2 separate regions of the Homo sapiens genome follow, and region 2 is linked to region 1. The links are chromatin contacts, found by Hi-C in ENCODE. All regions are on one chromosome and are shown on one strand. The core of a region is the stretch at or near the end of the contact, and the rest is flanking DNA. Distances in the headings are between cores, read along the strand shown. Region 1 has its middle 45 kb from the start of KDM3A. Region 2 overlaps RNF103-CHMP3 (RNF103-CHMP3 readthrough).

What was found. A loop is a pair of places that touch in the nucleus more often than their neighbours do. Pooled maps may share reads with other maps.
Region 2: a loop to region 1 is called in a map of Caco-2, with 30 times the contacts of the local background. The contact joins two enhancer-like sites. A Hi-C loop is called at or near these places in 2 of 168 maps with a recorded cell type or tissue (Caco-2 and Calu3) and 5 of 50 pooled maps.

What each region holds. Positions count from the first base shown.
Region 1 is chr2:86,393,038-86,398,903 of GRCh38, reverse strand. No RefSeq gene overlaps it. Among named protein-coding and RNA genes, the nearest start is that of KDM3A, 45 kb to the left of the region's middle. Within about 2 kb of position 2,528, at least 3 of the 41 ENCODE cell types and tissues checked have a DNase peak (open chromatin) inside an H3K27ac peak, as active enhancers do.
Region 2 is chr2:86,673,380-86,679,245 of GRCh38, reverse strand. The region is part of intron 2 of RNF103-CHMP3 (RNF103-CHMP3 readthrough); the gene reads left to right. Among named protein-coding and RNA genes, the nearest start is that of RMND5A, 44 kb to the left of the region's middle. Within about 2 kb of position 3,450, at least 4 of the 41 ENCODE cell types and tissues checked have a DNase peak (open chromatin) inside an H3K27ac peak, as active enhancers do.

The DNA.
Region 1 (5,866 bases), core at 1,279-3,778:
GACAGATCCTGGGATCCCAAATTTCTTTTTCTGAAAGCATCACTAATGGATTCCATGGCTGTTACATCTGTTTATATCTAGTAGATTCATGTTATCGTGTTCATGTCAGAAGATATTAATACTGGAAATTATAGGCATTAGTGGTCAAAAAAGAAAGAAGCCCTAGACATTTGTGGAATAGAGAGGAGAGATGACTTAAATTCTTTGTACCACAAGCTATGACTTAATAAGTCTCTTAACAAAGGTTACTATAAAGTAAATGAGAAAATACTCATCTCATGGGCATGCATTGAGCTGTAAAACCACAGTAATTTGCTGAAAATAACTGGATCAATATACCTTTTTTATGAAACTTTGACTAAAGTGGTTCATTTATATTATCAAAAAGCAAATAGCTTGTTCCAACTGGGTAAAAGTTATATAAATATATCACCGACACCATCAAAATAGAATTCAAAAAATACCGACTTACTATTTCACTGACTTAATTTCCTCCACTGCAAAATTTAGCATGCATCTGTGTCGTAGGTAATTATTTATCTCATCTGCTCATAATAGCAACATCCTTCTTCCGGGAAACTGCCCCCTAGCCACATGAGTCTGCCATTTGTGATACTCTGTGTTCTGGCCACCAGTGAATGCAGGTGACACAAGTGGAGTATTAACTCCCAAGGGCTTGGTTTGGGCCGGGAATTGACACATGACCTAAGCCTGGCCAATCAGAGTTTTCTTGTTAGATTTTTATCATTCAAACTTGGAAAGGAGAGCTGTGGTTGCACACGGTGTGGATGTAATGCTGGGACTGCCCACGGCCACATCCCTTATCTTATGGAGAAGCCAGTCTAAGAAAACAAAGCTAGCAAGGAGATAAGAACAGAGCCCCAAGGACAGTATGAGAGTCCTGGCGGTTTAAGCCCTGGATCCAGCTGAACCTACTCTTTCTATAGTCTTTCTCCCTGAGCCAATACATTTTACCCTTGTGCCTAAGCTAATTTAAAGAGTTTTGACCAGCAAATCCTTGTAGGCAGAAGATATATTTTCTATCAATCTGTGCCTCTTGGCATCTAGAGCAAGTGAGGGTTTTAGGAAGACCTGCTGATTGATTAAAGACTAATTTATTAGACAATTATCCGAATCAAATTTAACTGAGTCATTTCTTTTCTCCAAGACAGGCATGCAAGTGTGCACGAGCATATGCACATCACATACTCACATACACACACAGACTAAGTTTGGTGGCCAGGCATGGTGGCTCATGCCTATAATCCCAGCACTTTGGGAGGCCAAGGTGGGAGGATCGCTTGAGCTCAGGAGTTTGAGATCAGCCTGGCCAACATAGCAAAACCCTGTCTCTACCAAAAAATACAAAAATTAGCTGGGCATGGTGGTGTGCACCTGTGATCCCAGCTACTTGATAGGCTGAGGTGTGAGAATCACTTGAGCCCAGGAGGAGATCTTGAGATCACGCCACTGCACTCCAGCCTGGGAGACAGAGTGAGACCTCATCTCAAACAAACAAACAAACAAACAAACAAAAATAGACTAACTTTAGCATTCCCCATTTAGCAGACCTGGAGAGTGTGCATGTGTGACCGAGTGTACGTGCACACACACACACAGTCATCCAACTCACACAATACTCTTTTCTAGGAATACAGAAAAGCTTCACAGGTCATACTGGCAAAACCAAGTTGTTTTTTCTTTCTTTTTTTTTTTTTTTTTTTTTTTTTTGAGATGGAGTCTCGCTCTGTTGCCCAGGCTGGAGTGCAGTGGCGCAATCTCGGCTCACTGCAAGCTCTGCCTCCCGGGCTCACACCATTCTCTTGCCTCAGCCTCCCGAGTAGCTGGGACTACAGGTGCCCACCACCACGCCCAGCTAATTTTTTGTATTTTCTAGTAGAGACGGGGTTTCACCGTGTTAGCCAGGATGGTCTGGATCTCCTGACCTCATGATCCACCCGCCTTGGCCTCCCAAAGTGCTGGGATTACAGGCATGAGCCACCACGCCCGACCAAAACCAAGTTTTTTAGGGAATGTTTTCACATTATGTATAAGATGGGGAAGAAAAAGAGTATTATACAGCTTTCATTTTGTTTCAGGGACTGTGCTTTGTGTTGTAATATATTTCCTCTCATTTTCTTACCACAAAATTCTATCAGGTGCACATTATTATCCCCATTTGACAGATGAGGGAGCTGGAGACATGAAGCTCAAGGCCACACAGCTGCTATCTCTATCTGGAATTCAGCATGGACCCTGGCTTGTGGACTATGCTGCCTCCCTGTGGACTATGCACTGCTCCAGAGGCAAAATGGAGACCACAACAATCCATTTCTTGAAACACAGCCTAAGTTTCTAGAATCAAGATAGGTGCATAGCTAAAGTATTTGTCTATGCAAATAGAAACGGGCACAACGGAAAGACCAGGGTCATGAAGGGAAAGTCAGCGAAGGGCGAAGGGGGTGGGGGGCAGAGAGCCAGGAGGTTTGCTGAGGCATTAACCGAGTCCCACGGCTGGCACTGGCTCTAGACTATGAGCTCACCCATACACAATGATCATGGAGCCTGTGCCACCTGATCCAGGGCTTGGCACAGGGTAACTTCTCAGTGTTTCTGACTGAACTGGGGGAGATTTATTGAATAGCATGGGAAGGAGTAGCAGTCCTCAAAATACTGCCTCCAGTGTTTTGTCCACGAAGATGAAGAAAATAACCAGATCTTGCAGCAGCACTGAAAACTACGACCAACAGGCAATCAATAGACAGATAAATTGGGATCTGATTATGAGGCAGATATAACCATTTTGAGGAAAGCACCCAAGCTACAGCTCCTGGTACGAACCCCAGCTTTGCCTTCTGAGTGCTGGATGTAAGTAAGCAAGCTTGATTCTTCCATCTAGGTTTTGTCCTTGGGCTCAGACACACAAAACATAGGAAGAACAAAAGCTGGCATTTAATCCACCCTCTAAATCCCTTGGATATTTATTTATGCACTTTGTGCATTTTTTGTACACTTCCCTTCTCTTTTATACCCTCCATTCTCACATCCCATATTTCTGGAGATAGAGGCTACCAATTCCAGGGAATGGGGCAGTAAGTGAGTCTTGTGTATGTGTATGTTGAGTGGGGGTTGGGGGAAGTGAGTGTGTGTATAGTACATCTTGGGAAGTTAGTTCTAGGAGTAAAGAATTATCGGGCCAGGTGTGGTGGCTCATGCCTGTAATCCCAGCACTTTGGGAGGCCGAGGCGGGCAGATCCCCTGAGATCAGGAGCTCGAGACCAGCACGGCCAACGTGGTGAAACCTAGTCTCTTCTAAAAATACAAAAATTAGCCAGGTGTGGTGGCAGGCACCTGTAATCCCAGCTACTCAGGAGGCTGAGGCAGGAGAATCGCTTGAACTCAGGAGGCAGAGGTTGCAGTGAGCCAAAACTGTGTGGGAGAGACCCAAAGGACCTTGCAGTAGTTCATCCAAGATATTCCATTCATTTAGGGAAACAGAGGAATGCAGACAGGGAGTATGAGAAAGCTGCCATATGGGTAGTGCAACGCTTCCCTGGGAAACAGGCAGGGAAATCAACCTACTCCAAGCTGTAGATTTGAGAAGAGAAACCAAGCACTGTGGAGATGACGACCCACAGCCACCCACCCCCAAATAGTCTGTGTGATCACACCTTGCCTTGTTTGATGCGGAGTGAAGAGAACTGGATTTATAACAACATTTAAAGTGACATTTAAATAATTTAAAACAATATTGGATTTACAACAAAATAATGATTTTTTTTTAACATAGTCTTGCTCTGTCACCCAGGCTGGAGTGCAGTGGCATGATCTCAGCTCACTGCAACCTCCACCTCCTGGATTCAAGCAATTCTCCTGCCTCAGCCTCCCGAGTAGCTGGGATTACAGGTGCGTGCCACCATGCCTGGCTAATTTTTGTGTTTTTAGTAGAGATGGGGTTTCACCATGTTGACCAGGTTGGTCTCGAACTCCTGACCTCGTGATCCACCCGCCTCAGCCTCCCAAAGTCCTGGGATTACAGGCGTGAGCCACCGTGCCCGGCCCTAGCTATCTTTCTTTTATCAATTTCTGATTTAATTCTATTGTAGTCTGAGAGCAGATATTGTGTAGTTTCTGTTGTTTTAAACTTGCTAAGATAGGTGCATGGCCCATAATGTGGTCTGCCATGGTGAATAGAATATATTTTTTACTTTTTAGTATGTGGAAAAACAGTATAATGAACTATATTTTCATCACTAGGCTTCAACTGTTATCAACACATGGCCAATCTTATTTCATCACTGGTTTCTCTCTTCCTGGCTAATTTAAAGCAAATTTTAGAAATTATATCATTTTATCAATAATTGCTTCAGTATATATTATAATGTGGGCATCACCATTGAGAATGTGGTCCTTAGGAATTCAACAAAATCATCCTGTACCAAGACCCACTGATATCCTTGCCTTTACCTACCCTACTCTATGCCCTATACCTTGGCCCAGGCTAGATGAATCTAATTTGTCTCTGTGCACTGAAAGGACTCTGCAGGTGGCTGATATAAATATGCCTTTGGGAAGCTACTTCGGGTGGCCAAGGGGACAGTATTGCAGTTGGCAGTCTGACTCCAGCTGTCACCACTTGTGAGCCATGTAGCCTCAGACAAGGCATTTAACCTCTAGAGCTGTATCAAGGTTTTTCTCTTCTGATTAAATGGAGAACATAAAACCTACTTCACCAAATTGTTATGAAGCTTAACTAAATAAAAGTGAAAGTCAGGTTAGTCATTATTATCACAGTTTATGCAGCAACACAATCATGTCAGGGAAGTCTTTAGTGTAGGGATTTCTTTTGCATACAGGAAGCCCTGTGCCAACTTTAGAGAGTCCAGAAAACCCCATGAAACCACAAGACCTAGGCACCAATTCCCAGAACAAGGCTGAATTTAGTCCCTGATAGAGTCTGAATCCTGACTATGGCAAGCTAGGCAACTCAAACTGTCCATTGTGAACTGGGCATTATCTAATCCACTGAGTCATAAAATTGGAATGTGCAGCAGTACTCAGTATAAAATGGAAATGGTGTTTACAAGATAAGGCCCAAGCAGGTATAAAAGGCTCAAGAATATTGCATAAGCAGGTGGCTCACCCTCCCACATTTTTTGCTTCTACTACTTTACCACCTCTCTCAGCCCACACCAGTGGCCTCAAGGGGAGTTGCCTAGGACTAGCTGACAGAAGAAGAAAAAGCACAGGCTTGGTTTGCAGTGGGTCTGCATGATAGGGCTGCAAGTGAACAGCTGCTGTTTTACAGCTCCCCTGAAGAGTGAGTCTGAAAGGCAAGGGTGAAAGGAAATCCTCTTAATAGGCAGAATTTTAAGCAGTACATCTGTTGTCCACTTACTGTAGAAGGCGAGATGCCCTGGAGTATGCAACTATACCAATTTATGATCAAGGATTAATGGATTAGAAGAGTGGTCACTGACTTCTGAGGAGCAAGATTGGAAGACTAGTGACAAGGAAGTCTTCAGGAAGTATGTGAATTAACTCTTCAAAACAGGCACTAAAAATGTACATATTTGTAACCACTATGAATGCTCACCAAAGGGCATCTACTGAAGAGGCAGCTCTCTGTGGTCTAGTGGAGTGCACAAAACAACCCATGTGTGGCTGAAAGTGATTTCCTTTCCCTAAACATTTTGATGCTTACTCAATGGGCCCATAAACAAAATGTCCACGGTGGCAGGGGTAGATTTTACATGAGCTCACCAAGCTGGATTCCTCTCGCCAAGATTAATCTAGCTAACGTCACTGCTGGGTGCCCAATGTTCTAACAGCAGAGATAACACTGGGGCCTCATTATGACACCTAT
Region 2 (5,866 bases), core at 2,201-4,700, 280 kb before region 1:
CAGATTGATGATTTTCATTTTCTATTGGGGGTTTCCCCCATCTCAGAGGATAAAATGGCCTCTTCTACCTATTCAATCCCTCTATCTCTATGCATAATCCCCACCCCCTGCTCCCAACTCCAGGATCTCATTCCATCAATTATTGTCTCCCTTCCATACTTGTTCAGTCTTTTATTCTCCACATCCTATAAACATGTTCATATCTCTATTGCTTAAAAAATAAACAAACAAAAAAGTTGATCTTGCAGGCTGGGCAGCATAGCGAGACCCCATCTCTACAAAAAGTAAAAAATCAGCTGGCATGGTGTGGTGTGCCTATAGTCCTGGCTACTTGGGAGCCTGAGGTGGGAGATGGGAGGATCACCTGAGCCCAGGAGGTCAAGGCTGCAGTGAGCTGTGATTGTGCCACTACTGCACTTCAGCCTGGGCAACACAGACCCTGGGTCAAAAAAAAAGAAAAAAAGAAGAAGATGTTGATCTCGGCCGTGACACCATCATTTTTCTTCTTATCTGCAGCTCAGTTTCTGAAAAAGGAAATCTAATGACTTGCTTCCATCTCCTCAACTCCCTGCAATCTGGCTCCCACTCTGTGGGTACTTCCTTTTTAAAATTTTCTCCCCTGGACTTCTAAGACCCACTTCTTTCCTGTTACCTCCTTCGTTGGCTTCCCTTTTCACTGCCTACCTTCTTGCCCTCAGTGATTTTCTAACTAACCTCATCAACCTTCCAGGATTTTCTACCATGTGCTGATGAAATCTCTATCTCTAATAGGACTGCTTTCCCAAATTCTGGAGCTACATATCCAGCCGTTATGTAGCTCCACCTGGACATGCCACAGATATCTTAAATTCAACATATCCAAGATAACCTTGGCATCTTTCTCAATGTATTGTCTCTTCCTGCTCCCCAACCTCACTTCTTATTTTAGTCCATGCCTGTATCACCACCCTATCACCACCGTAGTTACCCAGCAGAAACCCTTAGTTACTGCCTCCTGCCTTCTCATCTCCCAAGTCCCATCAGATACTAGTTCTGTTGCCACTACATTAGCTAAGGCCCAGCTTATCTCTCATCTGTGCTATTGCCTAGCCTTCTGCCTAGGAATCTTCCTCCTTCAGGCTTTTCCTCAAATCATCTATTCTCCTTCCCACTGCCAGAGTTATTTCCCTAAAATGCAAATTTGAGAAATTCCCTCTCTTGCTTCAAATCCTTCAGTGACTCCCCTCTGTCCATGCTGCAAAGTCCAAGTTCCTCAGCATGGCTCACAAAGCCTTTATCATCTGCTCCCCACCCACTCATTCAAACTAGTCCCTGGTCCCTCCTCTGCTACACTCCAACACTAATTGAGGATATTAATAATGAATCACCTCTAAGGCACCAACACACATCTATTGAGCTATTAAAATAATTGAAAAAAGTTTTTAAAAACATTGTTTAATAACATCAAAAGAAAAACTACACATATGCCCGTCAAATGAAGAATGGGTAAAGAAAAGGTGGCATCCTCACTTAGTGGAGTAACACTTAGTAATGAAAAGAATGACCCACTGCCATATGCAACAACCAGATGGATGGATTTCACAGATATAGTGATGAGCAAAAGAAGGCAGGCATGCAAGAGTACACAAGAGTATGGTTCCATTTATGTGAAGTTCAAGATTAGGCAAAATTAATCTATGGTTGTGGAAGTCAGAATGTGGTTACTTCTGCAGCTGGTATTGACTAGGAAGGGGCACAAGAGAAACTTCTGGAGAGCTGGAAATGTTTTGAATCTTCATATGGGTGGTGATTACACAGAGCCTGTATATTTATCTATCTATCCATCTCTATCTGTAGATATTAATCAAGCCATATAATTAAGATTTGTATGCTTTGCCACATATATGTTACACCCTGTTTTAGTCCGTTTGAGTTGCTATAACAAAATGCCATAAACTAGGTGGATTATAAACAATAGGAATTTATTTCTCATAATTCTGGAGGCTGGGAAGTCCAAGATCAAGGCACTGGCAGAGTCAGTGTCTGGTGGGGGCCTGCTTTCTCAGGGTTAACGATCTTCTGGCTGTAACCTCACATGGCAGAAATAGCAAGGGGTATCTCTCTGGCCACTTTCATCAGGACACTAATCCCATTCACAAGGCTCTAACCTCATGACCTAATCATCTCTCAAAGGCCCCCACCTCCTATACCATCATTTTGGGGATTACGATTTCAATATACAGATTTTGGGGGGACACAAACTTTCAGATCATAGCACATCTCAATTTAAAAATTGCTAAATTAGGCAGGGCGTGGTGGCTCACGCCTGTAATCCCAGAACTTTGGGAGGCTGAGGCAGGCAGATCATGAGGTCAGGAGATTGAGAACATCCTGGCTAGCATGGTGAAACCCTGTTTCTACTAACAATACAAAAAATTAGCCGAGCGTGGTGGCGCACGCCTGTAATCCCAGCTACTTGGGAGGCTGAGGCAGAAGAATTGCTTGAACCCGGGAGGCAGAGGTTGCAGTGAGCTGAGATCATGCCATTGCACTCCAGCTTGGGCAACAAGAGCAAAACTCCATCCCCCTCGGTAAAAAAATATTGCTAAATTAAAAAAAATTGCTGAGGGGGCACAGGGAGACAGGTACACAGCTGGCTGCCCTATAAATTGATAAAAATCTTTTGGAAAGCAGTCAAGTAATATGTAAAGAGAGTTAACACTTGGCATTCTTTCCTCTACTAATTCACTTTTGGTAAGAAATTTTTCTAAGAAATCAACAGGAAAGAATTTACAAACCATTTGTACAAATACGTTTAGAACAATATTATCCATAAAAATGAAAAACTCTATATAAACCAAAAGTCCAATTATTGCGAAAAGTTTAAGTAAAGTATGGTAAGATAATATAATAGAACTGTGTATGGTCTTTTTAAATTATCTTACAACTTATTCAATACATGAAAAATTATATAAAAATTAATGTTGATTCCAAAATCAGAATGCAAATATCAGATACCAAATTATATCAGTTATCTATTATTATGTACAAACTACCTAAAAGTTAATGACTTAAAACAAGAACCATTTTATTTACCCACAATTCTGTGGGTCAGCAATTTGGGCTGGGCTCAGCTAAATGGTCTCTTGGTTGGCCTGGTCTGGGTTTACTCTTGTGACTATAGTCATCTAGTAGCTCAACTCAAGTTGGATGGTATAAAAAGGCCTTGCTCACATGTCTGGTGTTTGAAAGTGGGCCTTTCTGTCTCCACATGGTCTGTCATAGCAAGGAGGCTATTCCAAGCTCCTTCACATGACGACAGCAGCATTGCAGGAGGGCAAGAGCAGAAACTACAATCTGTTGGGCAAAGCCGTTCATAAGACCAACAGAGATTCAAGAGGAGACGCAATCAACTTCACCTCTAGGTGGCATGCCTCATACTACCACCTGTATTATCTTTACAAAACAGACCTGTCCAGGTAACCTGATGAGGAAATTAAGTACCATGTGTCTTCTAGGTTGCAGACAGAAAGGAAACTCTGCCTCCTTTCCCATCCTTGGCAGCCAGGGCTCTGTGTGCTAATAGGTTGGGCACCAAGTCTGAGCCCTTGGAGAGACAGCAGGAGAGGCTGAGGGTTGAGGCTGAGGTGAAGCTAGGGTGAAGGGGGATAAGAAAAGGGATGGGAGGAATATGTGGTCATTAAACAGTCTACACACCAATGATTCACAGCCAATCTTAAAGTGAAGATGTACATCATATATGTTTACACTGATAAGGATTGGAGAAACATCCAAAAAAGCTGTAGCAGGTTGTTTTATAGGTATGAATTTTTTCCTCATAAAATTGTCAGTTTAAAAAAAGCCCTAAGGGAAAAAAACCTCGCATGCCTAAATATATTCATTTGACTACACTAAATGGGACACAGAAGAATATTTTATGTACAAGCAGTACTCATAAAAGATACCAGATGAGCAAGTCCAGAGCCTCAGATTCTATATTTAACAACAAAGCAGACAATGGCAAGGACCAGATCGGCTTTCTTGGAAGCTTTGCACAAAGATTTTCCAAAAGATTTTTCATGGGTTGTTATAGAAGAAAATGCTACATACCTGCTTATAAGCAAAGGTTTTTTTTTATTTCCCCTAGACTTCTGAGTAGCATTACCCTATGCCACCGAAACAGCTCTCTCCACACTACATTATTTTAGTTTTCTTCCACTCAGTGAACATTTGTCCTCACATTCTTATTTCTTTCTTTCTTTTCTTTTTTTTTTTTTTTTGAGACAAAGTCTCGCTGTAGTCCCCCAGGCTGGAGTGCAATGGCACGATCTCAGCTCACTGCATCCTCCGCCTCCTGGGTTCAAGCAATTCTCCTGCCTCAGCCTCCCAAGTAGCTGGGATTACAGGCACCTGCCACCACGCCCGGCTAATTTTTGTATTTGTAGTAGCGACAGGGTTTCACCATGTTGGTCAGGCTGGTCTCGAACTCCTGACATCAGGTGATCCACCTGCCTCGGCCTCCCAAAGTGTTGGGATTACAGGCGTGAGCCACTGTGCCTGGCCTCACATTCTTATTTCTAGAAAACCTTTGTACTTCATATCTGAACTCATTTGATGCCCATTATTGTATTTCTTTTACCATTTTGATTTGATTTCTTCTTGCCTAGATAGATGCCTAGGACTTGTCCTAGATATATGGATATACAGCTCCTAAAACCTAATGTGGCTAAAACTGAATTCCTTTCCTCCCACAAGCTGTTGCTGCTCTCCATCTGCTTCTGGTAATAGCACCCTCATCATTCCAACCACATCCCAGGGTCAAAACTCTGGAACTTTGTTCCTTCTCACTTTCCTGCTAACATCCAGTTGGCTTTCTCAGCCAACTGAATCAACTCCTGGAAAGTCTCTCTGGTTGCTTCCATTCTAATCCCCAAAGGGCCCCAATTCAGCCTTCATCAGCTTGTCTGATTATAACTGCCCTTCTCTCTCTCTCTGTGGTTCTTTTTCATGCCTCATAGTGCCACCTGTGTTATCTTTACAAAACAGACCTGTCCCGGTAACCTGATGAGGAAATTAAGTATCATGTGTCTTCTAGCTTGTAGACAGAAAGGGAACTCTGCCTCCTTCCCCATCCTTGGCAGCCAGGTCTCTGTGTGCTAATAGGTTGGATACCAAGTCTGAGCCCTTGGAAAGACAGGAGGAGAGGCTGAGGGCTGAGGCTGAGGTGCATCTAGGTAATGGTGTCATGCCCTGCTGCTCAAAATGTGGCCTACAGACCAGCAGCACCAGCAGCACCTGGGAGTTTGTAGAAATGCAGAATCTCAGGTGCCACCCAGACCTACTGAATCAGAATCTGCATTTTAACAAGATCCGTATGTGATTGGTGCACACTGAAGTCTGGGAAGCATTGTAAGGGATACCTTTTGTGCCTCACTTTCAACGCTTTAAATCCCCTTGGCCTCACCTCTGACTCCAGCAGTAATCGCTAGTAGCAGTGGTCAGCAGCGTCCAGCTCACTTATATATCTATACATTGCCTTGCACTCTTTCCCTCATCGGCTGCCCCTATCTCTCACTCTTTCTTCTGGGTCAACTTCCCAAATAAACTATTAAATCCAAATCCTTGTTTCAGGTTCTCCTTCCAGGGAACCCAGCCTTAGATGATTAAAAAAATTGAGGAGGGCCTGAAGAAGCAGGGCAGCAGTGCTCTGGAGGTGGCAGAATCACAGCTGGTGTTAACGAGGTAAGAGTTCAGGGCCTACACAATGAGCACCAGGTTTGGGGAAAACACAGCTGAGACTCCTAGACCTCAGTTTGGCAAAGAAGTGTGTCCCACCCTAGGTTACCTGCCTTCAAGGCAGGGCCAGCTTCATGGGCCTATGATCTGT